2 separate regions of the Homo sapiens genome follow, and region 1 is linked to region 2. Evidence: chromatin loops called from intact Hi-C (ENCODE). Cell type or tissue: heart right ventricle. All regions are shown on one strand. Each heading gives the region's core, and the rest is flanking DNA. Links, peaks and the distances in the headings are about the cores only.

Region 1 (15,639 bases), core at 6,510-14,509, 110 kb before region 2:
GAAAGGCAAAACAATAAGGAATGGAAAACAGATCAGTGGGCACTGGGGGCTGGGATTTGTATTGACTACAAATGAGCATGAAGAGATCTTTGTGGGGGGTGATGGAAATGTTCTGTAAAATTTGTGGAACTATATACTTAAAAAGAGTGAATTTTACTATTTTTTGGTATGTAAGTTATACCTCATTTTTTTTAAAAGAACTTATCCAAGGGCTAGAGTAGATTTTTGATGAAATCTAAAATAAAAATTTCAACCTTCAGACCTTTTGCTGATGCAGTGTTAGGGTCAGAGAGCATCTCTGGTGCCTCCTGGCACCAGCAGACACAAGTGGTACCCATTTGCTCTATGTCTTTCTTTCCTGAGGTCAGATGGGCTCACGGCTCTCAACCTGTCATAGAAGGCACACTGGGTGATCTCACCTTTAGCCCTGGAGCCCACTCTGTGTGGGTTGCTTCTGAATCTCATTCATTTACACATCTGAGCCATTCAGCAACATGAACTTGGGATTACTCTGGGCCAATCACTGTGCTAGGGACAGGACACAGAGGTCTGGAAGACAGGCACCGTCCTGCCCTCAAGGAGCATCCAGTGCTGGCAGATAGACATGGAGCAATGAGTTACTAGGGGAGAAGTGCAGCACCCTGGATGGATGCGACCCACAACCTCACTTAGTCTGGGTAGCTGAGGATGGCTTCCCAGGGAATCGACTGAGAGCTTAGGCTGAGTGGGTTTATGTGTGGGCTGGGCCGGAGGTTGCTGAAGATACAGAAGAGAATAGATATTGTTGGGGAGAAACAGCATGTGCATGGACCCTGAGGTCCATCTCAAAAAAAAAAAGTTATCAATATATTGATACATCTTTATTATAATAACTAAAGTCTATAGTTGCTGTGGTTTGAGTATTTGTTGCCTCCAAAATTCATGCTGAAACTTAACCCCCAATCTGGCAGTATTGAGAGGTGAGGCCTTTAAGAGGTGATTGGGTTATGTGGCTCTGCACTCATGAATGGGTTAATCCATTCATGAATTAATGGATTGCTGGGATATCATGGGAGTGGGACTGGTGGCTTTATAAGAAGAGGAAGAAAGACCCGAGCTAGCTTACTCAGCCCCCTCGTTATAGGATACCCTGAACCACCTCTGTACTCTGCAGAGTCCCCACCAGCAAGAAGGCCCTCACCAGATGCTGCCCCTTGACCTTTGACTTCTCAGACTCCATAACTGTAAGAAAACAACTACTTTTCTTTATAAGTTATCTAGTTTCAGGTATTCTGCTATAAGCAACAGAAAATGAACTAATACAATAGTTGATTCACGTTTTCTTAGTTTTTCCCTAATGTCCTTTTTCTGTTCCAGGATCCCATCCAGGAAACCACATTTCCATTTTGTTTCTGTAGGTGCCTCTTGGCTGTGGCTGTTTCTTCTTAGACTTGTCTTGTTTCTGATGACCTTGACAGTTCTAAGGAGTTCTGGTTGGGTATTTAGTAGGATGCCCCACTATTGGAATTTGTCTGATGCTTTTCTCATGATTGGACTGGGCCTGTGGGTTCTGGGAGGAAGAACAGAGATCAAGTGTCATTTTCATCACATCCTATCAAGGGTACATACCATCGACATGACATATCACTGCTGACATTGACCTCAGTTGCTTGGCTGAGGTCATGTTTGTTGACTGTCTCCACTGTAAAGTTACTTTTTTTTTTTGAGACAGAGTCTCACTCTGTCACCCAGGCTGGAGTGCAGTGGTGCCATCTCCACTCACTGCAACCTCCACCCCAGAAGCTCAAGCGATTCTCCTGCCTCAACCTCCTGAGTAGCTGGGATTACAGGCTCCCGCCACTACGCCTGGCTAATTTTTGTATTTTTAGTGGAGTCAAGGTTTCACCATGTTGGCCAGGCTGGTCTCAAACTCCTGACCTCAAGTGACCCGTCCGCCTTGACCTCTCACAGTGCTGGGATTACAGGCATGAGCCACTGCGCCCCGCCAAGTTCCTTTTTTTCCCCCATTTCAGTACTGTCGTCTGTGGAAGGAAGTCACTGTGTGCACATTTAAGGGGTGGAGAGTTGTGCTCCTCCTCTGTTAGGGTGGAACATCTACAGAAATTATTTAGAGTTTTTCTGCACAGGAGATTTTTCTGTTCTCCTTCATTTATTAATTGATTCAATCATGTATTTATATCTGCATGGACTCCTGGATATTCATTTTATTCTTTGGGTTATAACCCAATACTACGTTATTTCATTGCTCCAATTGTAGCAGCTTTGGTCATGGGCTCCTTGGGCTTTCTTTTAAGAGTGTCCAGAAGCCCCCAGGCAGTACAGTGATACGATCGGATCTGCATTGTTAAAGACCTGGCCAGCTGCCTGCCAAGACAGGAGTGGTTTTAGGATTGAGGCCCCCATTTCCTGGGGCTCCCTGACAGCTGTGGTTCCATCACCTTCAGTGCACTCTCCACCTCGACTCTCTCCACAGCTGCTTTCAACCATGCGGCCATGGCCTGGATCCAGGGATCCAATCAACCGTGTTTTTTCCCTTTGGATGAGTTCCTGGAGGTTTTCAAAGCAAGTTTCGAAAATGTAAGGTTGAACATTTGATTTCACTGAAATGGAAGTCGTTATTCACCCAGGCTGAGCCAGAATTTTTTTTTTTTTTTTTTTTTTTTAGGCAGAGTTTCGCTCTCATAGCCCAGGCTGGAGTGCAATGGCGTGATCTCTTCTCACTGCAACTTCCGCCTCCCGGGTTTAAGCAGTTCTCCTGCCTCAGCCTCCCTAGTAGCTGGGATTATAGGCACCCGCCACCATGCCTGGCTAATTTTTGTATTTTTAGTAGAGATGGGGTTTCACCATGTCGACCAGGCTGGTCTCGAACTCCTGACCTCAGGTGATCCGACCGCCTCAGCCTCCCAAAGTGCTGGGATTACAGGCGTGAGCCACCATGCCCAGCCCTGGGCCAGAATTTGAGGTCCTGGATGGACTCTTGATTTTGGAAATACGTCTTCCATGGGTTCCTGCCACCAGCCAGGCATCGCCTGTTGGAGCCAGCGTGCCTTCTGGGTGTTATGCGCAGGCAGCTGCAGTGCCCGCCATATCTGTGGCTTTGTCTTCTCTCTTTGGGTTTGGAGGGGAGCAGCGAGGCAGTGAGACCTGGTGTATTGACAAAGAAAGCCCAGGGCACATCTTATTACAGAATTGACAGATGCTCTGTTCTTGCAAACATGCTGGGTGACTTCCTGCTGCCTCTTCCTGCTTCTTGCGGCTGCTGTGGAAACGATGACACAATCCCACGTTTCCAGTGCAAATGGCTTTTCTCCAGGAGTTTTCACACTCCCCTCCCCCCACTCTCATTGGTAATCATTAGGCCGTAGGCCTTGGGGAGAACAGATGTGACTTTGAGAGGGAGAAAAGTGAGGTTCTGGGAAGGAGAGAGAGCTTCAAGTCTCTGCCTCCTATCCCTGCCTGGGAGGGAGACCATTGCTGCAGTCACCACGCTTCTGATGGGCCTTCCTTTCCCCTCCATCGTAGCCCTCCTGAGGCTTTGTGGGGTCAGCAGGTCACCCTGACTTTTCCAGAGCTGTCAGCTCTTTGGAGAGCTGTACGAGGCTGAAGCCAGGCGAGGGGTCTGATAATAAGAATTTCCAGGAATACAAGCTGAAAGCCCTCACCTCACCAAGGCAGCCACAGCTGACCTCTGAGAGCTTGTGGCAAAGAGCCTGGTGTGTTGGACATGAGCTGAGTGGGTGTGGGTGTGAGCCCACGCAAGCATCATCTCTGTTCAGAGTTGGCCTCTCACTCCCTGCTGCGGACAGCTGTCCCCTAGGAATTGGTGACTTGGAAACCTGGCCAAGGGCTGTCTGGATAGACGCGGGAGAAACGGGATGGGAGAAGCAGCTGAGCTTCTTGCAGGGAGGAGGAAGCCGGATCCCCGGTGCTGGGCAGGAGGCCCAGGAGACACCCCTTGAGAAATGCTACCCTGAGCTGCAGACTGTGGCGGCTGTGGCGTTGGCTCTTCAGGCTTTCCTGTGAGGTGCCCCCACACTCCCGGCCCCACCCGCCCTGGGCAGCTGCCCCAAATTGCTCCCTTCCCTCTGTCAACACTTCTCCAAGACTCCAGAGTTTTTCCTGCGCAGGAGGGGAAGGGCAGAAACCTCCCCATTCCCTCCACCCGAGTTAGAGAAGTCAGCCCTTTGGAAAACATGATGCATCTTCGCTCTGGAGCCAGTTCGCCAGTCCGCTCCCCAGCGCGGCACTTTGCCTTGTAGGCGGGGTGCAGATGAGCCTCTCTGCCTCACTAGGGAAAGGGGCTGGGTTGTTGGGCTGAGGGTCTCCGGGGATTAGACTCTGCGCTGACCAAACTGGGCTCTCGTGGCATCATTCCTTGGTTACGCAGGTCAAGTTTCCATTGTTCTCTTGCCTCTGAGGCCCACTGGGTCCGGGGCAGACTGAGCATAACTACGCTGAGCCACGTCACCGGCCGGTGAGACGCGCGGAGGCATTGATGGGTCCCCTGGTTCCCGCTCAGTCTCCGAAATGTGAGCTGCCGCGGAGTGGGTGCTGGGCTGTCCCGCTGGCTTCAGCCTGAGGAGCAGGAGCAGAGGGCGTCAGTTAGATGGTGGCTCCCTCAGTTCCGTGGGCCCAGGTCTGCAGTTCTTTTCCTCCTTCTGGGAGGGGAGGGGAAGGAGAGCCGGCAGCAGCGGGGCTCCCTGGCCCTACTCTGGGGGCACAGCTGGGAGAAGCTGCAAAGCTTCAGCTTGTGACGCCATCTGGGCGGCAGTCCCACGGCCCCTAGAGCAGCTGGGAAGGGGATCCCGCCCTGAAATGGGGCTCAGGGAGGAACATATGGGCAGGCATCTGTGAGGGCGTGGCTGGACGTGCTCAGCACAGCACTGGTGGGTGGAAGGTTCCAGGGCAGTGTGGGGGCCCTTCTTGCCCTGAATAGGGGCAGCTGAGGCCAGGAGCCCACCCTCCTCCCCGAGCACGGCTGCCCAGGGACGGCCCTCGGCTTCCACTTGATGGTTTTAGGTGCTTGCCCTGCGGGAGGCTGCGTTCCTTCCAAGCCAAATGCGTGCTCTCCAGCCCTCAGACCCAGTGGAGGTGCAGAAAGAGGGGTGGCCAGGAGACGGCTGGTCACAGAGTGCCCCAAAGGTGGTGGAGAAATAGACCCCCAAACCAAGGGAGGCAGGGCCCAGGGAGGTGGGGTAGGATGGGATATGGTACGAGCATGTGCGGCTCAGGACCCCACCATGCCCGAGTGCCTCGCCGTGTTGATGAGCCAGTTTCTTTAATACTTCGCTGTCAGGAGAAGGACCTGCTGAGCGCTGGAGTCTAGGTGGAGTCATGCAGCGTTCCTGGGTCCTTTCTTCTGCTTTGTTTGCATTTTTTGATCCTGCCAGCCAGCCTCTCGGCAGATACATCCCGGTTGATTCTATGCCACGGACTATTCGGAAGGTGGCGCAGGGGAAGGAGCATGAAGTTGGAAAGACAGGCCTATTTACCAGCTGTGTGACATGGCATGAGTTACTTGACTACTCTGAGCCTTGGTTTACCCATCTTTAAGATAGGGCTAGTAGTACCCACCTCTTGGGGGTTATTGTGAGTAGTAAATGTACATGAAGAATGTAGCTCAGTGTTTGACAAGTAGGAGGCATTGAATTCACATTCCCCCCACTCCAACTCCCAGCAGTGATGGGGAAAAGGAGGCAGACAGAGACAGCTGTTCTGGAAACAGAAAAATACAACATGATAAACTTAACATAGTACAACCTGATAAACTCTCCAATAGAGCTGAGAACAAAAGACTCAAGAGAAGGGAGCACCTGACTCTGCCTGGAGAAGTTGGGAAGGCTTCCCAGAGGAGGCGGCATCACCACTGAGTTTTGCAGCATGGCTAGGTGTTTGCTGAGGGTAAAGAAGGGCAAAAGTGCTTCAGGGAAGAGGAACCAAATGTGCCAAAGCTTGGGGTGTGGCGAGGCCCAGCAGATTCAGGCAGCAGGTCAGAGAGGAACTGGAGGGACTAGAGGGAGGTACGGCGGTCTCAGACAGAGCAGCAGGGTGAGCAGCCAAGGTGGCCATGGTCCTCAGATTTAGAGGGGCCTGCAGCCAGACTGGGGAGTTTGCTGGTGCCAAAGAAGTGCAAAGAAACATGTCTTCTCTTTTCAAGCAGGGGAGAGTCAGGATGGAATTTAGTTTGGGGAAATATCTCTGGTGGCGAGGAGGAGGGTGGGTGGAGGAGAGGCCAGAGGTCAGAGGGCCATGTGGAAGTTGTTCCTGTGGTCCAAGTGGGAGACAGTGGTGGCCTGAACTAAAGCAGTGGCCGTGGGGATGGAGGGGACCTGGGTCTGTCTTTGTGCCTTGCATTCATCCATTCACCAACGTTGATTGAGCATTTGCTCTGTGCAAGGCTGAAGGCAGGTGCTGGGATACAGTGGTGACCCTGCAACGTGGGCCACAGTATGTCTGAGGGTGACACTGCGGAGGTGACTACTCCCAGGCTGGACTGTGACTCTGGGCAGGGGCTCGCTGGGAGAAGTTGCCCAGGGCCTGGGGCTTGGCACCAGCATTTCCTCCCCTTACTGCCCAAGGCTGGGGCCCAGGGCCAGAAGGGTATAATTCCCCATGTGGCTCCACCAAACATGGAGACCTTGGAGTGTTCTCCTGGGCTAAGAGGCAAAGGATGGTGGCTCTTTGAGGATGACTTGCCCACCTTGTGCCCCACCTTGGTGTCCCTGCTCCCATCTCTGTCTAAATACCGTCTTGCTGAGCATCATTTCCTGGCTTTGCAGAAAGAATTACAGGGTCCTGCCTGCCTTTCTTGGGTTTAGATAATGGAGCTGAAAGCCAATGAATAAAATCAGAATGATTTCTTAAAGAGGGATGGAAGATCCAACAACAACAACAAAAAGAAATAAGCAAACACAAATGAAAGGGGGAAGTCTCCCAGGTCGGAGGACCTGCAGTCTGGCCAGAGCGGCTCTGCTCAAACCACAGGGAGAAGCTTAACATTGTGGCCAGTACACATGTACTAACCCCATATGTGTCCACGATTGGCACGGACCTTCCCTTACTTGGTGGGCTGCAGTGATACTCTATTCCATTCCATTCCATAAACGCGTGTTGACACGGCTGACTTGATGACATGATTCCCTGGTGCATCGTCCCTGCTTCATTTCCAAGAGGAGGCAGCTTGTCCCGAGGTTGGCACGTGGTACCAGCAGTGCCTCTGCCAACACAGCCTGAGACATCTGTCCAGACTGACGTAGTTGGGGAAATGGGCCGAGCCATCCTGCATCCTCACTCTCTGTGGCCAGAACGCTGACTGTTGCAGCACTGTTTGGCAGGACTCAGGGTGGGAACTGGGACCTTGTGGAGAAAAGGGTGGAGAGCAACATAATAGGCTCTGACTGGGATTAGGTTTCAGGTTCTCCCTGGAGCATCACAGAGTGGCTCTAGTTTTCTTCCTCTTGTGATAACATCTGGCCTTTACTGAGTACTTTCTATGTACCAGGCACTGAGAGCAATGCTTTTGATATATATTTCTTTCTTTCTTTTTTTTTTGAGACGGAGTCTCACTTGCTCTGTCTCCCAGGCTGCAGTGCAGTGGTGTGATCTCGGCTCACTGCAGCCTCCGCCTCCCAGGTTCAGGCAATTGTCCTGCCTCAGCATCTTGAGTAGATGGGATTACAGGCATAGGTCACCACGCCCGGCTAAGTTTTGTATTTTTAGTAAAGACAGAGTTTCACCATGTTGGCCTGGCTGGTCTCAAACTCCTGACATCAGGTGATCCTCTCGCCTCCCAAAGTGCTGGGATTATAGGCATAAGCCATAGCGCCTGGCCCGATATGTATTTCATCTCACTTAATGTGCATAACAGTCCTGTCAGGGAGATATTTTTGTTGTGCCCATTTTATAGATGGGACAACTGAAGCCCAGCAAAGTCAGAACACTGGCCGAGGCCCCAAGCTCTGAGGCCAAAGCTGTGGTGGGAACCATTTGGGTTGGGTCATCTCATATCTGTGGACTCCTCCAGGAAGCCTTCCAGCTTCTAACTCTGCTGCCTGATTGCAGACCTCGGGTTTCGAGTCCCAGAGGTGTTGTGAGAGGCAGTGAAGCAGGGACACCAAGTCCTCCTCAGGCCAAAGTGATTTCTTGTTTTTTCACAAAACAGCCACAGCAGCAGCCACAGCTAAACATGTATTGAGCACTTGCTGTATGCCTTGCACTGCAGTGCCTCGGGCTTTTTCACATATTATCTCATTTAAACCTTGCACCCTCGATGTTATGGAAGAGGAACTGTTATTATTTTCATTGCACAGATGAGAAAACGGAAGCACAGAGGACTAATAACTTCTCAGGGTCAGCTTAAGGATGCCAGTGAGTGAAAAATGTCCCTTGCTTTCTATTCATCTTTTTGACTTAGGTGTCTGAGGAAGAGAGTTTAATTCAAACCTTACTGCTGAGCAACCAACCTGTCTTCCTCCCTCCGGGCCCCCAATCACAAAAATAAACAAGATCTGCCACTAGGGAGATTGTTGAGGTCAGGGAGACTGGGGACCGGCTCTGGGCTCTGCATGTGGTACCTGGGGTCTCTTTGCAGCCCTGGAAGGGCTCGTCCTAGGGAGGACCTCCTTGAGTTGCCTTCAGCCCTGGCCTCAGCTGGAAACAGTTTGGATGTCTGCCTTTCTCGTCTGTGTCCGCAAGTACAGCTCTGTCTACCCATTTCTCCATTCATATGCTCATAGTTATTGAGGGCTTCCAAGGGCCTGATGCCGGGCCAGGCTCCCTCTTGGAGCCAAACTTGCTGCTGCTCGGACAAAGGAGCCGTCCCATACTGGGGCATGGGTGTGTGTATAAACTGGTCTTAAGATCGTAGGCACAGGTAGATTCCGAGGCAGGCAGTCACTGCACAGGGGAAATGCTTATGCAAAGTAGCAATCCTTCATGTCTTCCTGGAGTAATAGTTTAAAGATACGCAGAAAAATATGTAAATATGCCATGCATTTAGTTTTTGCCAAACTGATGCCTAATAGCCTCTGCAGGCTGTTAGGAAACCTTGTCATGCCTGTGTCCAGCTCTCTCTCACAACGATTCCTTAAGCTCAGCAAAGATGAAGCAGGAATTTGGTCAGTCTGTTGTCACGGGAAGATTTTCTTCCCATGTACACATCAACTGCTGAAGATCTGAGAATTTAGGAAAACTAATCTCTTATCCTCAGACACAATTGTATATTAATTGCAGCTGGCCACAGTTAGGCAGGGTGTAGAGGGAATTATACAGACAGGGCCTCTCGGCTGGTTATGGAAAGAGGGAAATATTTTTAGGACTTGCAAACACGCATGCAGGCGCGCACCCACCCACGCTGACACGCTCATTCACTTACTCTGCCCACGGACTTTATGCTATCAATAGATGCTCACGGATGCTATTTCTGGCCCGGCTTTCTGGATTTCTGTTCCTTCATGGAGGCTTGAGTCAGCAGTTCTGAGCCTCAGCGCCTGGTTTTTGCTGCCTGGCTCACAAGAAGGGCAGCCCTGTGCCAGCTTCTGTCTCGACTGCTGCGGGCAGGCGTGGGAAGAAATTTACCCCAGATGCTGCACATTCACCCCAGGGCAGTCACAGGTAGCTGCTGTCTCTGTTCAAAATGAGGGAAGGACGGAGAGGCAGGGAAGTTCTGCATTTGCTTTCTGTGCTTTCGTCTCGGAAGCATCTCCACCACCGGGCCACTGAGGGGAGCCCCTCCCACCACAGAGGCGCAGATCCGCCCTTCTCAACCTGCCTCTCCAGTCCGGCCTCAGAAACCAGCTTTGCTGTTGATTTTGGCAGCTGGGAGACGCCATCTCTGTTTACACCCAAATGTTTTCCTTAAAAGGCCTTTTATTCCTAGTACAAAGTAGCCTCTAGAACCAGTGACTTTAAACCTTAGAGGAACTCCGTGGATTAACACATCAACATTCAAAGCAAATGCGACATCAAACCTCTTTAAACAAGAACCAGAACGTTTTTGTGGTGCTTACTGAATTTTCTGTTCTTCTTGGAAATAGTTTCCGGAGAAGAAAGATGGATAACATTGGTTATGTTTTTGATCCTAGACAGATACAGTCACCTGGCTTAGGTGAGGGTGTTGGCTCTTTCTTCCCAGGTTTAGAATGGAACTGGGCTTTATTTATAAGTAGGAGCCTGAACTTTGGAGACTGAGATTTTATTTGGCCACGTGTCTGCTGTGGGCCACCCTCTCGATTTTCACCTATGATCTTAAACACAGTTTATAAAGGTAGTTACAGGAAGGACATCTGGGTTATCCGAAGGAAATTGTTATCTGAGAAAGGCCACTTAAAATGAGTCCACTTAATAAATCAAAGTTTTATGGTTAATAGTGGGAAAATTTTTTTTTTTTTTTTTTTTTTGAGACTGAGTCTCACTCTGTCGCCCAGGCTGGAGTGCAGTGGCGCAATCTTGGCTCACTGCAATCTCCGCCTCCCGGGCTCACACCATTCTCCTGCCTCAGCCTCGCGAGTAGCTGGGACTACAGGCGCCCGCCACCACGCCCGGCTAATTTTTTGTATTTTTAGTAGAGACGAGGTTTCACCGTGTTAGCCAGGATGGTCTTGATCTCCTGACCTTGTGATCCGCCTGCCTCGGCCTCCCAAAGTCCTGGGATTACAGGTGTGAGCCACCGTGCCTGGCCAATGGTGCAAAAAACGTTTTTAAGACTTCACTCTGAAAAGAAATGAAAAATTATGAAAATGATTTTATTTTAGATTTAACAAAATGTAGACTTTTTTTTTTTTTTGAGACAGAGTCTTGCTCTGTCACACAGGCTGGAGTGCAGTGGCGTGACTTCGGCTCACTGCAAGCTCCGCTTCCCGGGTTCACACCATTCTCCTGTCTCTGCCTCCCGAGTAACTGGGACAACAGGCACTCGCCACCATGCCCGGCTAATTTTTTTGTATTTTTAGTAGAGACGAGGTTTCACCGTGTTAGCCAGGATGGTCTCGATCTCCTGACCTTGTGATCCGCCCATCTTGGCCTCCCAAAGTGCTGGGATTACAGGCATGAGCCACCATGCCTGGCCAACAGGGTCACTCTTTCATAAACAGTTCTGAGGGCTTCTCTCAGTTCTTTCATCTTCACGTTCTCTCTTTGAAGCCACCTTCTGTCCTCATCCTGGCTGAGTTTCTCTTCTTCAGTTGCTCACAGGTCTGACTGTGCCAGCTGCCCTTTCTTACAGCTTTGGGGTAGGTTTTGAGCAATTCTCTGGTGTCACTTTAATTGACTCCATGACATCCTCCTCCTTCTTCCAGGTTTGCAGTTTTGCTTTCTGGTTTTTGGCACTGTATATTTGCTCCTTCAATCAGCAAGAGACTGCCAAAGACTAGACTTGTGAGGACATGACTGGGCACAGTGTCTCACGTCTGTAGTCCCAGCACTTTGGGAGGATCACTTGAGCCCAGGAGTTCGAGACCAGCTTAGGCAACATAGTGAGACCACATCTCTACAAAAAATAGAAAAAATTAGCTAGGCATGGTGGCACACGTCTGTGGTCCCAGCTAATCAGGAGACTAAGGCGGGAGGATCACTTGAGCCCAGGAGGTCGAGGCTGCAGTGAGATGAGATTGTGCCATCGCTCTCCAGCCTGGGTGACAGAGTGAGACCCTGTCTCAAATAAAATACAGTAAAATAGACTTGTGAAGACAGGAGGAGCATACGAGGGAGGATCAAGTCTATACATGGTTGCTTTGTTGATGACATTGTCCTAATGCTGCCCTTTGTGTTCTCTTATGTAACCTTGTTACCATGGAAACTTGAGCGGTGGGGACCCTTAGTGCAGGATGGGGGAACTAGAAATGCATCCCTGGGAACTTTGTAGTTTTAGGATTTTGTTGATTGCCAGGAGAGCTGAGGAGCCCCTGCCGTGCTTGCTGACATAGCTATATGGAAGAATATTGTATTGGTGGGAGGATATTGTTGAAGGCATCAGCCACCATATACATACAGTCACCTGGTGAAGGGCTTGTGGGAGAATGCGTGTTCAGAAAGTCACAACAGAAGCTGCTCATCCATGGGATTTTTTTTTTTTTTAACCTGTCGGATTTTATGAATCATGTAACTGATCATAGTGGTTGCCCTTTTTGCTTTGGCTGTTGGGAAACTTAGAGCCAGACTTGTACCCCACTCCAGCAAGGGCTTAGGTCAGCACTTCCACGCTTACCTCACTCCCTCTGGCTTTTAGCCACCTTTTCTTCCTGTATTTTCTTTGTTCTCTTGAATTGTGGGCTTAAATCCTTTTTGACATTAGGTAGAGTATATTCTCTCAAAAGCTACCTCATGAGCGTCTCCTACCATTTCCGTCTCAAAAGAGCTGAAATATCAAGCCAGCAATGGTGTGTTTAAAAAAAAAAGAAAGCTGAATTTATGTGGTAAAGAAAGAAAGATTTTGAGGATCATATTCAGTCTTTTCGAACGTGGTATGTGTGTTACTGATTTTTTTTTTCATATGTGATGAGAATTCTTAATGCTAACAACTTTTGTATAGCCCTGAGATTTTGGGGACTGGCCTTCCTCCCTCCTTCCCTCCTTCCCTCCTATAGGTATCAAAGATTACAAATATATTCTGAATTCTTAATTTGAAAATAAAAGTGAGTCTCGACTGGCTGTGAGATTACAGGTGGCTCACACTTGTAATTCCAGCACTTTGGGAGGCCAAGGCAGGCGGATCACTTGAGGCTGGGAGTTCAAGACCAGCCTGGGCAGCATGGTGAAACCCCATCTCTACTAAAAAATACAAAAATTAGCTGGGCGTGGTGGCGTGCACCTGTGGTCCCAGCTACTCGGGAGGCTGAGGGAGGAGAATTGCTTGAACCCAGGAGGCAGAGGTTGCAGTGAGCTGAGATCGTGCCACTGCACTCCAGCCTGGGCCACAGAGCGAGAGCGAGACTCCATCTCAAAAAAAAAAACAAAAACAAAAAAGAAAACCCAAAAAACAAAAGTCAGTCTCATCTGTGTTTACTGACTTCTTTTCTAGGACATTTGGGTTACCTCCCTGGGTCTAATAGTAAAATTCCCAGTCTTCCACCTCTGTCATAACTGAATCAACAGGGTTTTTCCTGCTGAAGAGTCACCTGTAGAGCTGTCCTTGCTTGTGAAGAACTTTGAAAGGTTCCAGGTGTAAATATGGTGAAGGTGGTAGAAAGAGATGCCGTAAATAGATCAGCCCTTTGCAAGGAGAGAACAAGAGAACCTTCTGGAAAAGATGGGGCTTCACCGAAGCTTGTACTTAAGCCCAAGAAACCACTTAGACTCCCAGAGGTGAGCAGGTGAGATTTAATGTTGGCATGTAAGAGGTTAACAGAATATCTGTACCGCTGCAAATAAACGAACACAACCATCTTCTGCCTTTTCTCTATTCATCATAAGACAGAGTTTTGCCAGGACCTTCTCCCCATCCTCTGAGGTCTCGTGCGGCATGTGTTTATGGGGCTCTGGCTGTGCTTGGGGCACCCTGCATGGCTGGAGAGTGGAGACACCAGACACAGACACACCTGAGACTCTTAACAAGGCAAGAAAGCGCCAAGGCATCAATATGCAGGCAGCCGAGGGGATGGGAAGAAAGAAGTCTGGGGGCTGGCAGGGAGCAGACCCCTCCAGGGAGCTGGGGGAGCTGGGATGTGATTTTCTGGAGGAATTGAGAGAGATGCAGAAGTTGAGGAGGGGGCAGCTCCTCAGCAGTGAGGCCACGGTGAGGACCTGGCCGTGCTCCAATGCTGGATCAAAGCCAGGAGGTCGGATTGGGACTTTTTTGCAAAGGCAGTGGACGACTTTTGGAACAAGACTGAGTGATGCGGCAGTGTGTCCTTTGGGGACACATGGAAAGAGCATCCATCCTGGGACTGTGACACCTGGGTGGAGAAAGCCCGGCACCGCACCATTCTCGCCTGAGCCCAGGTTCTGTCCCTGCTCACATGTCCCTGCTCCTGTTGACATGTGGGTGCTGCATTCAGGCCACACAGCTTCCCAGCTCTTCGAATTTTCGGCAAGGCAGTGAGCATGCCTAGCTCAGTGCAGGGCTCGGGCGTTCAGGCACTGCTGGGTGCAGAGTTGTGTGACACGGGGCTGGATGCCTGGGGCCTCAGGTGGAGTAACAAGATAACACTCTCAGAGACAGCCCAGAGCTGGTCTCAAGCTTGGCTCCCTGAAGAGAAGTCGCTGGGGTTTTGTCCAGCCTCCCTCTGCTCGCCACCATGGTATAGTGGGTGGTGGTGAAGACCCAGGGCTTGGAGGAGCCCTGTTCTCCATCTGTGTTTACATTCTTAGCTCCTCCAGATGGGTTTCTCTGTGATCTGACCTACTTTCCTGAGTGTATGTGCTCGGGCTAATTAGCAGCTCGGGGTCCATTGGTGGTGTTTGGAGAGTCTTGCTGCTATGGCAACTGGAGACTCCCTGAGGCCAGAGGCAAAGGTGGAGCCACTCACCTTTGTTTTTCTTGGGGTGTCAGAGGGGTCTCAAACTACTTGCAGTTTCTGACCATGGCTCCGTCCGTTGAACCTCTGTGGGACTGAAGAGGCTGCACTACATAGCTTCAGTTTATCTTTTGGCTACAGGGATTTGTCAGGTTTGCTGATCTTTCTGGTAGGTGTCACAAAGTAATGTGAGAATAAGCTGGTTTCCACTTATAGGCCAGGCACATAATAGGTGCATTAATAAACGTTGAACTGCTTTTTAGAAATGATGGATGCATTCCTTGATTTATCCAGGTTTCTAGGGTGTCTTTGGGGACGTCAGTAGGAAGGTTTGCAGTGGAGCCTGTCTAAGCGGGCTTAGCCTGCCTTCGGGCCCCTAGAATATGTGGACTGTGGTCTAACAGACAGGCCCCCAGGGGCTGTTTGAGTTCAGGGTCTCATTAGGGTCGTGCTTAGGAGTAGTGGGGTTCCCTGGATGGCTTAAATAGAAAACAGTGATTTCTTCCAGTTCTGGAGGCTGGAAGTCTGAGAGCAGGGTGCTAGCATGGTTGGGTTCCTGATGAAGGCTCTCCTCCTGGCTTGTAGATGGCCACTTTCTTGCCTCACACAGCAGAGAAGAAGTGTGTGTGTGGGGGGGGTCTCGTGTCTTTTTCTCTTTTTATACGGGTATAATCTCATCTTGAGGGGACCCTTATGATGTAATCTAATTCTAATTACCTCCCAAAAGCCCCACCTCCAAATACCATCCCACTAGGGATTAGGGCTTCAACACATGAATTTGGGAGGGAGGCGCAAGCATTCAGTCCATAGCACAGCCCTTTTATCATTCTCCCTCCTTATTTTCTTCAGCTTTACATTTTCTGTAGGCCGAGTTACTAGATCACCAGCTTTGTTTTAAATTGTTTGTAAAGTCAGCATGGAAAGGTCTTCAATGAGGGTCTGAGAGACTCTTCCATAAATAATTTACACAAACTAATCATACATGGGTTTTAGTTGTATCGACTGTAATGGTGCCCACATTCTATTTGTTTCTCTCCTGGTTCTTTTTTTTGGAGACAGGGTCTCGCTCTGTCACCCAGGCTGGAGTGCAGTGGCACGATCATGGCTCACTGCAGCCTCAACTTGCTGGACTCAAGCACATCAGCCTCCTGAGTAGCTGGGACCACAGTTATGCACCACCACACCCACC
Region 2 (15,639 bases), core at 3,974-11,973:
AAAACAATGTCTCTACAAAAAAAATTTAAAATTAGCAGGGTGTGGTGGTGTGTACATATAGTTCTAGCAACTCAGGAGGCTGAAGCAGTAGGATTGCTTGAATCCAGGAGTTTGAGGCTGCAGTGAGCTATGATCGCATCACTGCACTCCAGCCTGAGTTACAGAGACCCTGGCTCAAAAAAAAAAAAAAAAAAAAAAAAAAAAGGAAAGAAAAGTTTTTCCCTATGTTTTTTCTAGGAGTTTCATAGTTTTCAGGTTTTATATATTTAGGTTTTTAATCCATTTTGACTTAATTTTTGTATATAGTGTAAAGCAAGGGTCCAACTTCATTTTTGGCATGTAGATATCCAATTTTTCTGACACCACTTGTTTCCGCATTTTGTAGCCTTGGCACCTTTGTTGAAGATGATTTAGCCATATATGTGTAGTTTTATTTTGGGGCACTCTATTCTGTTCCATTGGCTTATATGTCTGTCTTTATGCTAGTACCATACTGTTTTGATTACTATAGCTTTGTAATATGCTTTGAAATCAGGAAGGATAAGGCCTCCAGTTTTGTTTTTCCTTCTCAAGATTGTTTTGGCTACTTGGGGTCCTTTTAGATCCCATATGAATTTTAAGATTCCTTTTTTCTATTTCTGCAAAATATGCCTTTGGGATTTTGATAGGATTGCATTAAATCTGCAGGTTACTTTTAATGGTATTAAGTTTTCCAATCCATGTAATGGGTTTTCTTTCCATTTATTTTTTGTCTTCTTTAAATTCTTTCAGCAATGTTTTGGATTAGTGTACAAGTCTTTCTCTTTGGTTAAGTTTATTTTGATGCCACCATTGGTGGGATTGTTGTCTTAATTTTCTATTTAATTGTTTACTGTTATTGCATGGAAATGCAACTGGTTTTTTGTGTTGATTTTGTAGCCTGCAACTTTACTGAATTCATTTATTAGTTCTATCAGCATCTTTGTTTGGAATCTTTAGAGTTTTCTAAATATAAGGTCATGTTATCTGTGAACAGAGATAATTATACTTCCTCCTTTTCAAGTTAGATGCCCTCAGTATCACAAATTATATCTTTTCATATTTTGTAACCATTAACATAGGTTTGTTTTTTTTGGAGGGGCGGGTGGGGAGTGGGGAGAGCTCTGTCACCCAGGCTGGAATGCAGTGGCACGATCTTGCCTCACTACAGCCTCAACCTCTGGGGCTCAAGTGATCTTCTCTCATCAGCCTCCTGAGTAGCTGGGACCACAGGTGCATGCCATCATGCCTGGCTAATTTTGTTTGTTTTTTACAGAGATGAAACCTCACTATGTTGCTCAGGCTGATCTCAAACTCCTGGGCTCAAGCAATCCTCCTGCCTCAGCCTCCCAAAGTGCTGGGATTACTGGCATGAGTCACCATGCCCAACATAACATAGTTTTATAGTTATGATTATTTTTATGCTTTTATCTTCTAAATTTGATACAAGAATTAAGTGATTTACACAACAATTACAGTATTACAGGATTCTGAATTTGTATATGTATTTAGTTTTACTAGAGAGCTTTATATTTTTGTTTGTTTTCATGTTATCTATTGTTTTTTCATTTTAACTTGAAAACTCTCCTTAGCAATTCTTATAAGACAAGTCTAGTAGTGATGAACTTCTTCAGTTTTTGTTTATCTAGGAAGGTCTTTATTTTACCTTCATTTTTGAAAAAAACAAGTTTTGTCAGATGTAGTATTCTTGGTTGGCAGTTTTCTTCTTTCGGCACTTTGAATATATCATTCCACTACCTTCTAGCCTATAATGTTTCTGCTGAGAAATCTGTGGATAATCTTATAGTTGCTCTCTTACATTATGAATTACTTTTTTTTTTTTTGGCTGTTTCATGATTCTTTCTTTGTCTTTTACTTGTAACAGTTCGATTTTGATATATCTTTGTGTGAGCCTCTTGGGTTTAGCCTAGTTGGAATCCTGTAAGCTTCTTGAATGTGGATGTCTGTTTTCTTCCTCAGATTTGTGAAGTTTTCAGTTACTATTTCTTCAGATAAGCTCTCTGCCCTTTTCTCTCTTCTCTTTCTGAAGCTCTCATAATATGTATATTGGTCTGCTTGATGGGGTACACGGGTCTCTTAGATTTTCTTTACTTTTCTCCATTGCTTCTTTTTTTTCCCCGTCTGACTTGATAATTTCAAATAACATCTCTTCAAGTTCCCCTGATTCTTATTTTTGCTTGATCAAGTATGCTATTGAATCCCTGTAGTGATTTTTTTTTTTTTCAGTTATTGTATTCTTCAGTTCCAGAATTTTATTTTGGTTCTTTTTAAGTTTCTATTTCTTTGTTATTTTCGTTTTGTTCATACATCATTTTTGTGATTTTGTTCAGTTGTCTCTTTTTGTTCTCTTGTAGCACATTGAGCTTCTTTAAGATGATTATATTTATTTCCTTGTCAGGTAACTCATAGATCTCTATTTTTTAGGGGCAGTTTTTGCAGATTTACTTTATTTCTTTGATTGGATTATGTTTTCCTGTTTCATGTGCCGTGGGTTTTTGTTTTATTTTATTTTTTGCTGTGATTTGTTCATTTGAAAAACAGTCACAGCAGTCACTCTTCCCAGTCTTTATAGACTAGCATCCTACAGGGAAAAACTTTCACCAGTCAGTTCAGCCAGTGATTCTGGGGACCTCACAAACATTTTCTGAGGGTGTGTCTTCTCTGGGCTTGTGTGTATAACTTCCCAAATAGAAAGGCTTGCTGGTTTCTTTTTAGGAGCTTGTAGGCTCTTGTTCCTTCTAATGTCTGTTGGTAGTGCTGCAGGTTCTCTGGGACTGCAACAAGACACTGAGCTCTCTTTTGCTCTCAGTGACCCCCAGGCATCCAAAATATGCCAGTTCCTCATAATTGCTCCAAGTAAGATGAGACAGAAACTAGTCCTGTGGGCATCATGCCAAAAAGCTGAAATGTTGAGTGTACATTCCATTCTTCTTTTTCTTTCCCAATGAAGAAGTCATGACATTTTTGCTCCTGATTGCACCAAGTTGTGCTGGCTGTGGGGAAGGGCTATCTCGTTTTTATATGAAATGGTTTTTCTTGCCTGTTTCAATGTGGTTATTCTTTGCTTTGAGCTTGCATGGGGGTACAACAGCTTCTTAAATGATTTCTGGGGTCTCAAAAGGCTTTTTGAGCTGTGTATTGTCAAGTTAATTTCCCTGTTGGGGAACAAGATCGGGAGCTTCCTATTCTGCCATCTTGCCCAGATCCTGAGCAAAGCCTCTTTGTTTTCCACAATATTCTCACTAGAAAAAATTAAAGCAGGGTGGAGATGCATATGGGCAGGGTCAAAGTGTGTGTATGCACAGGGATTGTTGGAAGGAGGAAAGATATTAACATTTGAGTACCCACAATGACTCACTCAAGTTAGTGCTATCTCTTTTTAGCTTTGAAATGATCTGGTGAATGAAAACTATTTTTATTTTACAAGGAGGAAACAGGCTCAGAGAAGTTAGAAGACTTGCTCAGGTCAATCAGGAAACAAGGCAGCCAGGATTCCATCCCAGGTCTTGACAGAAAGGCCCACATCCTTTACAATCCCTGGAGAAGTGTTTTCTTTACAAGGAAGGTGGTGGGGAGATGAGGTACAGGGGTGAGGATGCTACCGAGCACATGTGGTGGGTCCTTACGTCCATTCTTTAGTCTAGTTGGTGGTGCTGCCTTCAAGTCTGGACTTGACTCCTCTATTGCATTTATGGACTGTAGAAAGCATCCTTCTTGTTCAATGGATGGAAGCGGCAGGGGGGCTCACCTAGGGTGTACATTGTTAGATGCGTTGGAGTGGACTTCTTCTTCCTCATCTTGTTTGTTTCCCTTGGGTGGTCAGTGGACCAGTGGTACCTCCCCAGGTTGGTGGTGACCAGCCGGGCAGGGCTTCGGCGCTCTCAGGGCCGGACTCTCAATGGCAGAATCTGGAGAGTTCACGGACTGTCTTTTGGGTTTATTTGAAAAAGCAACTTGGAGATCAAAAGAGATAGGACTAGATAAAACTCACACTCCTTGGCCTCTATGAGCCCTGGGATATCGAGCCGCTTCTCCCCTTCCTTCCTCCTTCCTCCTTCCTCCGTTCTCACCCTATACTGCAATCAGACTGCATGGGCCATTCCTTCAGTGGCTCCTTATTTCTCCACTCCAGCCTAGCACACGCTGTTCTGTCTGCCTGAGACACTCACCCTTATCCCCATCATTTTGTCTCTCAGCTAACTTCTCTTCTGTTATGTCACTTCCTCCAGGGAGTCCTCCTTGAAGCCTTGGGCCTGGGTAAGTGTTTACAAATGTAGGTTTTATTATTATTTTGTTATGATTGAGATATGGCGAGGCCAATAGATAAGGAGATAATTGCCTTTGAAAAGATAGTTTGTTACAATTCCCAAGAGGAGGGGGCATACCCCCACCACTGGGCACAGGGCACACAGGGAAGCAGTAGGGTTAGGAGGCAGAAAGGGTGAGGGGAAAACATGGGCAAGAGCCTTTATTGTGGATCCCATGGGAAGAAATGAGTGAAGCAGTGTAATCAGGTTTAGAATTGGTGAGTTTGAATAATTTCAGTGGGCTCTGGGATATAGGGATTGTCTCTCATCTGGTAGTACTTGGCCCTGGGTGATTAGGGCAAGTGGATAGTGACCCTGAGTTTGACAGCTTGATAAGGGAGGTGGTTGGGGAATAGGCTCTAGTTTAATTGGTTTGTATATGAAAGGCATGCTTGTAGGAGTCCTTTACTATCTCTAGGAATTATTAATAGCTAGCCCTGGGAGGGGCAGTCCCTCCAGGGTGAGCAAGGCCCCAGATGTCAAAGCCTCAGAATGAAAAAGCAGGTTAATGCGGTCGACTGCCTCTCCTACGAATTCCTGCAGCTCACTGACTTAAATACACTGTGAGCCTTACAACGCAGACGTTAAACCTCCAAAAGTAAGGTGCCCAGGCACGGAAGGTGATTTTCAGGGGCAGCTCATGTATGACTTTTTTTAAGTTATGTAGTTATTTTAATGTATATTCCAAATAAACCAGCATACCAAATACTTTACTTCATTGATAAAATAAATTTAAGAACATCATAACAAAAATGTTATGTAAAAATGTAAGTCCAGTATTAAAGAACAATTTTAAGCAAATAACATCAGAGGCTGTGAAGGTAGTGCACTTCCTTCTCTTTGTCCCCATTTTATCTCCAGCACCCAATACAATCTTGACACTCAGACCTTGTCTAAAGGAGTGAATGAGGCAGCCCTGGGCTAGCGGCATTGGCATCACCACACTCCAGAACATCTTGGAAAAGAGGATCAACAGTAGATGGAGCGGAGGAGTTGTTTTATCTGAACTTTTTTTGCAGATGAGAAAATAGGAAGCCAGAGCCAAAGAGAGGACTTCCTTGAGGTTCCACAGCAAGTTCATGGCCAGTTCTGACCCAATCTTGTTCTTTCTTTTTTTTGAGATGGAGTCTGGCTCTGTCACCCAGGCCGGAGTACAATGGCGTGATCTCGGCTCACTGCAACCTCTGCCTCCTGGGTTCAAGTGATTCTCCTGCCTCAGTCTCCGAGTAGCCGGGATTACAGGCACACATCACCATGCCTGGCTAATTTTTGTATTTTTAGTAGAGATGGGGTTTCACCGTGTTGACCAGGCTGGTCTTGAACTCTTGACCTCATGCAATCCACCTGCCTCGGCCTCCCAAAGTGCTGGGATTACAGGTGTGAGCCACCGTGCCCGGTCTTATTCTGTTCTGTTCTTTTCTTTTCCTTCTCTTTCTCTTTCTGTCTCTCTCTTTCTTTCTTTCTTTCTTCTTTTTTTTTTTGAGATGGAGTTTCACTCTTGTTGCCCAGGCTGGAGTGCAATGGCATGATTTCAGCTCGTTGTAACCTCCGCCTCCTGGGTTCAAGCGATTCTCCTGCCTCAGCCTCCTGAGCAGCTGGGATTACAGGCAGGCGCCACCACACCTGGCTAATTTTGTATTTTTAGTAGAGACGGGGTTTCTCCATGTTGATCAGGCTGGTCTCGAACTCCCGACCTCAGGTGATCTGCCCACCTCAGCCTCCCAAAGTGCTGGGATTACAGGCATGAGTCACCGTGCCTGACTGTGTTCTCCTTTCTTATCACTGAGATCAGCTGTGTTGCCATATAGGACTCAGTTCCAGGGCAGGACCCTTTGCTTCCTCCTGGAAGCCCCTGTCTGTCTGCTGGCTCATGCAAGGCCTCCGCCAGGGGCTGGTCTGGATGCAGCACTCCCAGCAGCAGCCTGGACCCTGGCTGGGTGCACTGGGGCTCTCAGGCACAGACTGTCCAATCTTCCAGGCCAACTGAGGCTCCGGATTTTCTTTTTTCATCAATAGAGGTTAAGGATGTGTCCAGGGTCACACAGCTATAGCCAGTCAGAACCAGGTCAGAATTGGGTGTTCTTTTCAGTGTACTCCACCACCTCCCCATATGGGTGACTGGATGGAGTGGGCTGAAATGGGCTCTCTGGCAAGGTAATGAGCTCCCCATCCCTGAGTGTGCAAGAAGAAGATGGATATCCCTTCATAATCCCCCTGGAACTGTGACACAGGAGATTTTGGCATAAGGTATTTCCAGCTAAGGGCAGTGCTCAGCGACATTTGATGTCTGAGTCACTGATGACCTTTGCTCTTCAGATTTCCAGCTTGTTGGCTGCTTCATGGGCTGGGCCCAAGGGGCTCAGTTACTGACACCATCAGGAAAGGGCTCTCAGGGAAACATGCTGAAAGCTATTTCCATTTATTTGTATTTGCTGCCTTTGACTTTGGACAGTAGCTCAGCTCCTGGGAGATCTGTGGGGGATGTATGTGTTGAGAGTTCTGGGGGTGAGCTGAAGGCCCCGGATCCTTGAACTAGACCCTGCAGAAAGCGATGGATTCAGCCAAGGCCAGGGTTCTGCCTAGGGGCTGATGGGAGCGTGGCATCCTGGGACGCTTCCCCAGAGTGGCCACTAGAGGGGGCCCGCTCTCAGCTGCACTCTAGAAGTGATACCTGGAGGGCATCCCTAGGTTGGCCCATGGTGGAGCAGGTGGGATGTCAAGCTGGTCCAGGGTAATAATGTCTTTCAAACTTGTTAATTGAAATCTTACATGGGGTCCCACATTCCAGGGACAGTTAGCAGGGAAAACTTTGGGGTGGAGGGGAAGGAGCAGCGTAGAGAGAGGAAATCTGTCCATTTGTACACAGACTTCTGCTCAGCCCCTCTCCGCCCCCATGTTCTTGGCACCGGGCTAGGAGGGAAGCCATGGACCAGACTCGAGGGGGAGTGGAGAGCAACATGATGGTCGGGGAAGAGAGAAGGTGCACAGCAGCTGTGTGTGCACAGCCATGCGTGGGTGCCTGGATGAGCCTCTGTCACTGCCCCGGAGGGGAGCTCAGCCTGATGGGTGGGCTGCACCTCCAGCTGCCGCATGTCCAGCAGAAGGGGCTGGTTACCCTAATCCCCATCTGCCTCTGCATCAAGAGGCACAGCATCCATGGTGAAACTGTCTCTACTAAAAATACAAAAATTAGCCAGGTGTTGTGGCAGGCGCCTGTAATCCCAGCTACTGGGGAGGCTGAGGCAGGAGAATCATTTGAACCCGGGAGGCGGAGGTTGCATTGAGCCGAGATTGCGCCACTGCACTCCAGCTTGGGGGACAAGAGCGAGACTTCGTCTCAAAAAAAAAGCACAGTGTCGCCATTAACAGTCATGTACAAAAATGCAGGAGAAAGCGTCTAACACTTAGTGAACAACTCATGTTAAAGAGTACAGTAGGACCGCATTTTCAAAAATGTGTGTATACATACAAAATGTCAATGTACTATTAATGGTGCTGAATTCGGCTGTGGAATCCAAATGATTTTTATTGTTAAGAATTTTTGCCTCTGAATTTGTGCCTGTAAATGCATTGCGTTTGTAAAAGGAAAATAAATTAACAACAAGTGTTTGTTTTTCAAGCATGAGAGAGGGCCCACACCTGGCTCAGGAATGCAGCCTCGGCCTCTGGCTCCTGAGGCCCCTGCAACAGTTGTTAGAGGCCTGCTTCCGGTCTCATGCTGCCCCTGAGCGTCTAGGGATGGTGGGCAGACCCTGAACTGGGTTCCTAACCCCCCTGTCTAAGACATGCCAGTGTCTTCAGCCCCTTGTCGCCTACATTCTTCTCCCACTGGTTCTCTCATTGTGCACGTCCCTCCCTACCTCCTGATCTCCAGAAGAGCTAGGCTGAGAGGTGAGCACCAGTGGACTCCTTTGGGCCCCACCTCAAATCCTGTCTGCAGCACCAGCTGCTGCTGCTGCTACTAAACACCAAAAGCCTGACAATCAGCTGCTTCTCCAACCCGGTGGCAGTTGCTGGGATCAGTTGTATACTACCATGAAACCCTGTCGTCTCACTCTCAAACCCAAAATCCAAGGCACAACCAAGAGACATCGCTCTAAGCTGAAGTGCACCTCTGGAAGCTACTAGAACAGCCAAAGATGCTCTTAACACACGTGCATACATGGATGCAATTGCAAATGAGGACATAGGTGGGTACAAACACCAGGGCCATGTTCGTACTCAAACACAGAAGCAGACACACACACCTATGCATACATAATCACATGTGCACACTTATGCATGTGGCACTCAAGCAGGTACACAGGCAGAGTGGTGGTTATGGACTAGGACATCCAATTACCCAATTCCAGAGATGTTTATTGAGCACTTTCTAAAGTCCAAGTTTGGTTGCTGGGCTCTGGGGATGCAGAGATGGGTAAGCCACTCACAGAACATTCCACAGCGATCGGCTTCTGTGCAAAGCAGAATATGGTGTTGGGAGGAGTAGAATCACAGGATTTGAGGGCTGAGGCGGGAGACAAATTCAGGGGTACCTCCCATTTATAGAGTGTTTCGTAGTTTCTAGATCACAGCCACAGGAGGCAGCGCAGCTACTTTCCCGTTTTACTTTAGGATGTATGTGGCCTAGGAGAGGCTGGCCTTGGGTCTTAAAAGCTGTACTGCCTCCTGGTTCCTATTACTGTAACTAGGGATTTCTGTGATCCCTGGGGTGGTGGTCCAGGCCTTTGATGGACCCGTGGTGACCCATGTGACTCTGACCCACATGGCCTCCACCTCCCCATCCCCTAGTTTGGGTCATGGGCTTCACAGGCCACGTCGCTGAGGACACTGTAAGATTGCACTTAGGGCCAGGTGCGGTGGCTCACACCTGTAATCTCAGCACTTTGGGAGGCCGAGGTGGGCAGATCACCTGAGGTCAGGAGTTCGAGACCAGCCTGGCTAATATGGTGAAACCCTGTCTCTACTAAAAATACAAAAATTAGGCCGGTGTGGTGGCGGGCACCTGTGATCCCAGCTATTCAGGAGGCTGAGGCACAAGAATTGCTTGAACCCGGTGAACCTAGGAGGCGGAGGTTGCAGTGAGTCAAGATCACACCACTGCACTCCAGCCTGGGCGATAGAGTGAGACTCCATCTCAGAGAAAAAAAAAAAGCAAAACAAAACAAACAAATCCCAAACATTTCCACTCTGGATGCCAGCTTGAAGGCTCTTGGTCTTGTCCTTGACTTTTAGGCAGTCCTTAGCTCCCAGAGAGAGCAGCATTAAAAATCATCATCAGCAAAGTACTTCATTAGGCATAGCTTTTAATAATGCGGAATGCTCAATTTTTATTGAAATATGTTTGTCAAAACACAGATAGAAAATGCTAGAAATAGAGCACCCCAGAATGCCAGAGCTGGGAGGCATCTGAGAAGCTTCTAGTCTAATCTTCTCCTTTGACAGATGAAGCCTGAAGATTTGGGGGTTGGTTCTCACTGAGGCTGTGCCCTGGGTTGCCCCAGGTGCTGTGAGGAACAGGAATGGAGGCACATGGCACCCACACTGGTCTCTGAGATGCCATCACTCACAGCTTCTCCCCATCAGCCAGGGCCTTGGACACAGCCCGAGCCTGAGTTGAAACCTGGCCCTGGAACAGGAAGTGCTTGGAAGCTTCCCTGCCGTTGCCGTGGTGCTCACAACCACCCAGGAAACCAAGGCAAGCTCCCCCTGTCAAAGCACCTTGGCCCATAAGAAGAAAAGGGGGAGCCCCAGATGTGATGAGCGCTTCCAGGCTTCAGGCTCAGAAGGCGCCCCCAGCTCTCCTGTAACTCAGAGGCCAGTGTGATGGGAGTTCCTCCACTCAGCACACTTCCCCTGTAAACACGCCTGTGGTGGGCAAAAGGGCTTTGGAACGGTAAGTACAATGGGTATTTTTCAGCCACTTCAGAGACCAAGAAATGTGTCCTAGTGACAGGTGCTGTCTTAGCACCTGTCTAGACCCAGTGTTAGACTTGGGTGCCTCTGGTCTACTTGGCAGGGAGGGAGTTTAGGGAATCAGGAGGGGTCTGGGAGCTGAGAGACCATTGTAGGTAGCTCCTGCCCGCCCACAGGGACCTTGGCACAGGCTCTCAAAACACACGAAGGGGCAGATTGCCTGGTGGGATGAAAAAAGAACACATTTCCAGGCCATTGAGATGTCTCTGGATTTCAAGATCAGCTAAAAAAGTTCTTAGATATTGATCTAAGAAAGCAGGAGCTTTGGGTAGCTGAGTGCAAACCCCAGCCTCCCTCTCTCTGTAACTGAAGCGGTGCTCTGTGGGCATAGCGAGTCCCGTGTGGGGTTTATTCTGTGCTGACCAGGTCTGCTTTAGAATGGAACCCTCTTCTCTCTTCTCAGATTCCTTAAGGCCACGTTGAGGATTTGGGGGTCTATGTCTAGGGCAGTGGGAAGCTGGTGAAGGGCTTTAAGCTGAGGAGTTCATCATCCTGGCTCCTGTGAGGTAAAGGGATCAGAAAAGCATGTATGTGTTACCTGAGGTGGGAGAAGCCTCACGCAAGGTGGAAACTCAGCCATCAAGGAAAACACACATTGCTGTAAACTCAAGTGCACCTCTGAAAGCTGGTTGAACAGCCAAAGATGCTCTTAACACACATGCATACATGGATGCAATTGCAGATGAAGACACCAGCAGCTGGGTACAAACACCAGGGCCATGTTTGTACCCAGACACGTTTCTTTTTCTTTTTTCTTTCCCCTCGAGACAGAGTTTCGCTCTTGTTTCCCAGGCTGGAGTGCAATGGTGAGAGTTTGGCTCACTGCAACCTCCACCTCCAGAGTTCAAGTGACTGTCCTGCCTCAGCCTCCCAAGTAGCTGGGATTACAGGCATGCGCCACCACACCCAGCTAATTTTGTATTTTTAGTAGAGACAAGGTTTCATCATATTGGTTAGGCTGGTCTTGAACTCCTGACCTCAGGTGATCCACCTGCCTTGGCCTCCCAAAGTGCTGGGATTACAGGCATGAGCCACTGGGCCTGGCCCCAGATATGTTTTCAAATTAGAGACTGGCAAAGGAAATACACACACACACACACACACACACACACAGGACATATTTTCATACTAATGAAACAATTTGTTTACCATAAACAAAGTCAAAAGACAAATGATACACTTCTGCAGCATGTATGGCAGACAAAATGTTAGTGTCCCCAGTACATAGAGGGCTCCTTAAAAAATGCTAGTGAGACTACAGTAACCCAGTAGAAAATTGCGGAAAACCTATGATTAGGCAGTTTTCAGAAAAGAAAAATTAAACAGCCAATAAATAGATAAAAGAATGCTCAACCCCACTGGTAGCCAGGAAAGTTCAAATTAAAGTAAGAATCTGAAACCATCTGACACTCACCAGCTTGGCAAAAATAAATACGATGATACTACCTAGTACTAAAGATGTTGTGAAAAAAATGACAACACTTATAAATTGGTGATAGGAATGTTAATTGCTGCAATTTTGGGGCAAGTGAATTGGTATTAACTATTTCAATTGAAGATACAGATCTCTGACATAACTATACCACTTGGAAGACTATTTCATAGAAATAAAAACAGCAACACAAAGATATATATATATATATATATATATACACACATACATACATATATATACAGATGCAGATATAGGTAACATGTATAGATATATGTATACACACATGTACACAAACTGCCATAATAATGTGTATGCATATTGTTCCCATTGTTTTTATTATGGGAATAAAATATAGGAAATAACCTCAATGACTTGGCAGAGGAATATTTTAATAAATAATGATGCATTCACTGTATGAAATATTATGCGGCCAGAAACAGTGTCTCATGCCCATAATCCTGGCACTTTGGGAGGCCAAGGCAGGAGGATTGCTTGATATCAGGAGTTCAAGACCAGTCTGGGCAATATAGATCAGTCTGGGCAACCCTGGCTCTAGAAAAATTAAAAAATTAGCCAGGTGTGGTAGCGGACACCTGTAGTCCCAGCTACTGGGGAGGCTGAAGTGGGAGGATCACTTGAGCCCAGAAGATTGAGGCTGCAGTGAGCCTTTATCACACCACTGCACTCCAGCCTGGGCAACAGAGCAAGACCCTGTCTCAAAAAAAGAAAAAGTGATATTATGCAGCTATGTTAAATTTTTCTTTCCTGTCATTGTATTGGTTCACTAGTTACAACAAGCATATATTATTAATACTTTTGCAATTAAAAAGTCCAATTAAGGCAATTAAAAGGCAAAGAAAAACCTGTCTGCCCAAGTGGAATGGAAATTCTATGAGGCAAGGATCGTGTGCATTTTGCTCACTGCTGTCTCTCAGAAACGGCTAACGCCTCTCTCCATATGGCGACTGCACAGGAGATGCTTGTTGGTGAATGGATGAACATAGCCATGGCTGTGATGCAGGTGAAGTGCTGTTTGGGGAGCAAAGGGAGGTCAGCTGAGGTTCTTGGTCATCAAGTGCCGTGGCTTCTGCTGGTTTCACCAGCTCACCCACTTCTCCTCTTCTCTGATGTTGCTCTGGGGAACTACCCAGTCCCCAGTGCACGTTCTTGTTGGGAGAATTAGTCAAGGTGTCTGCCCTCAGGGGCCAAAGAGTGGGCCCCTGAGCTAAGCCAGGCCAGTTGGGGCCTCTTGCTGAGAATCTGGATTGAAAAGAACCCTGCATAGATGGACTGTGGGAGAGCCGACTCATGCTGGAGGCAGCGCCTGACAACAACAGCCACCAACTCCTGGTGCGTGCCACCCAGGTCCCTGCAGCTGCTTCCTGTTCTTTCCCGGAGAGTTCTCCAGTTTCCTTTTGAGTCTATGAGACCCTCCTCTCATCACCATCCTTCCAATCAATCTTAACCTCCCCGCAACCCCATAATCAAATGGGTTTCTGTTGCTTGTAACCCAACAGCCCTGATAATGTTCAGAGATAACTGGAAAGTCCTTGCACTCTTCCTCTTTCATGACCCTGTAAGCTAGGGTGACCATCAGTCTACAGAGCTCCAGGGCAGCCCTGGCCTACAGCCATTGTCCAGGCCTAATTATTAATATCATCCCTTTAGTCTCCTCGTCTGAATGATCAATTATGTGATCAGCCTACTTATAGCTATCTTTTGGTCTTCCTCACTTTGGCAAAGGATTATCTTCTGTTTTGCTTTATCTGAGCCACTTTCCCAGAACAATAGCAGAGATCTCTCTATTCACCTGCTTACAAAAAAAACAAAAAACAAAACCAAACAAAAAACCCCAGCAACAACAAGATATTCTCTTGATTGATAAATAACCCACATTCGAGGCTTATTCATTATTGTTCCTGTGGCAAAGTATAGATTCTTTAGGCCAATCTCCTCCATAATATTTTGAAAAGTATGGAAAATGTCACCTTTACCTCTTTTGTCTTCTAGGTTGCTTGTCTTTTCTCTCCTGCGTAATTTCCACTTTCATTCATGATAATGTCGAACACGGTGAGTAGATCAGTTTCTCAAGAAGGTAGGTGATGAGAAGAAGCATTTGCTTATGGTCATTTTGACAAATTTCCACAAGGGGCTGGGTTCTGCACCACCGAGGACCTCAAGCATTATTGGCTGACTCGGCTGGAAAGAGCGCGTCCAGGCAGCACCGTCCAGAGGGCAGAGAGCAGGCTTGTGGTCTGAGCTGACGATGTTTTACTTTGACGTTTTACGTGACAGCCGGACTACATCTAGACTCAGATTCCACAGTTTTTAATCACCCACCATCTTCTAGGCACTATACTAAGGCATATTTCCCAAACTTTATCCTACTTTATACTTTTTACAGCATTGGAAACAAGATGATATCCCCACAATCCCCACCATCGCCATCCTCACTGTCGTTGTCACGATAACCATTACCGTCACCACCACCACCCATTATTTCCATTTTACACATGAGAACTGAGAGCCTCAGAATGTTAAGTAACTTGCTCAAGGTCACACAACTAGAAAGTAAAATTTGAACTCATATGCTCTAGTCCGTGGCCCATGGTCTCGTCACCTCTCCATTGGTGCCCTGGGTGGCTTGGGATCAATGACATCCATTCCTGTGGGTCCCTCCTCGTGCTTTTTTCCTTGCTAGGTTGCTTTGAGCCTTCAGTCTAAGGTTTACATCCATGCTGGGTATCGTCCTTCTTTTTTATGTAAATTGCTGAATTTCCCCTGGAGCCTCAAGAAAATGTCTAAGACTGAGCAGTTCTGCTCCTGGGCATATAACCAAAAGAATAAAAAGACAGGTGTTCAAAAAAAAACTTGCCCATGAATATTCACAGCACTCTTCACAATAGCCAAAAGGTATAAAAAACCCAAGTGTCCATCAACTGATGAAGGAATAAGCAAAATGTGGAATATTTACACAGTGGAATATTATTCAGCCTTAAAAGAATGAAGTACCAATACATGGATGAACCTTGAAAACATTATGTTATGTGAAAGATGCCATCCACAAAAGGCCACATATTGTGTGATTCCACTTGTATGCAATACCCAGAACAGGTGAAAACATAAAGTCAGAACATAGGGGCTAATCTGAGAAAGCAGGTTAGTGGTTGTCCCGGGCTGGGGACATGGGAACAGGGAGTGACAATTTAATGGGTATGGAATTTCTTTTGGGGATAATGAAAATGTTCTGGAATTAGGTAGTGGTATTGGTTGCATAACGTTGTAAATGTTCTAAATGCCACCAAATTGTACACTGTAAAATAGATACAATTTTATGTTTTGTATATTTTACCACCATTAAAAAAATTCCTTGCCCAAGATCTCCACAGTTTAATATCTCTTTGTATGACAAGTTAGGATACGTACTCAAAGGACAGTACTTAAAGCCTAATACTATCCCTGCCTGTGGATTCTTCAGAGAGCTACCTGCAAAAAACAGTCTTTCTCCTTGACCTCTTACCCTCTGACACCTCTTGTCCTAGATCCTAAATTCCAAATTACTTTGTAGCTTGAGATCCTTGGTCTATGGAATACAGTGTCTTTGCCTTGAGTTGTCTTGTGAGAAATATTAGCCATGTTCAAAAATTAACCAGCACTGTAAAATTTGTCTTGATTTCCTTCTTGCTATACAATTTGGAAAATCTGGCATTTATGTGAAGTTAGAAAAAAAGATGTCTTCTCTTTCTTTGATTACCAAGCAGCACAAAGCTCGGCTGGAACGCCGGGTCACTGGCTCAACCAACCGGTGGCGTTTGCCCAAACAGCCTTTCTCTGGGGACCTGCTCTCACTTTCCCAGATGTGCAAGGCTCTGAGCATAGACT

The links. Peaks named below come from ENCODE experiments on the same cell type or tissue, not always from the same donor. Only the 100,000 strongest peaks of a DNase experiment are listed, where the experiment ranks them.
Region 1: it touches region 2 in a loop (2.5-fold over the local background); 29 of 110 quality-filtered maps call a loop at or near these places.

What each region holds. Positions count from the first base shown.
Region 1 is chr10:122,145,459-122,161,097 of GRCh38, forward strand. All of the region lies in intron 7 of TACC2 (transforming acidic coiled-coil containing protein 2), which reads left to right. LOC124902518 (a long non-coding RNA gene) reads right to left here and starts at 10,725. Exons shown (of 2, transcript XR_007062323.1): 1 at 7,062-10,725; 2 at 846-1,549. RefSeq lists enhancers at 9,146-10,117, 9,596-9,890. In heart right ventricle, for the core only: a CTCF peak has its summit at 9,724; DNase peaks (open chromatin) are centred at 7,243 and 9,447; H3K4me3 peaks cover 504 bases; H3K27ac peaks cover 4,150 bases.
Region 2 is chr10:122,261,273-122,276,911 of GRCh38, forward strand. It overlaps BTBD16 (BTB domain containing 16), which reads left to right and starts at 10,024. Exons shown (of 16, transcript NM_144587.5): 1 at 10,024-10,242; 2 at 13,768-13,827; 3 at 15,519-15,639. The coding sequence starts at 13,810. RefSeq lists an enhancer at 6,918-7,419. In heart right ventricle, for the core only: a CTCF peak has its summit at 6,980 (motif pointing right); a DNase peak (open chromatin) is centred at 6,973; H3K27ac peaks cover 1,528 bases.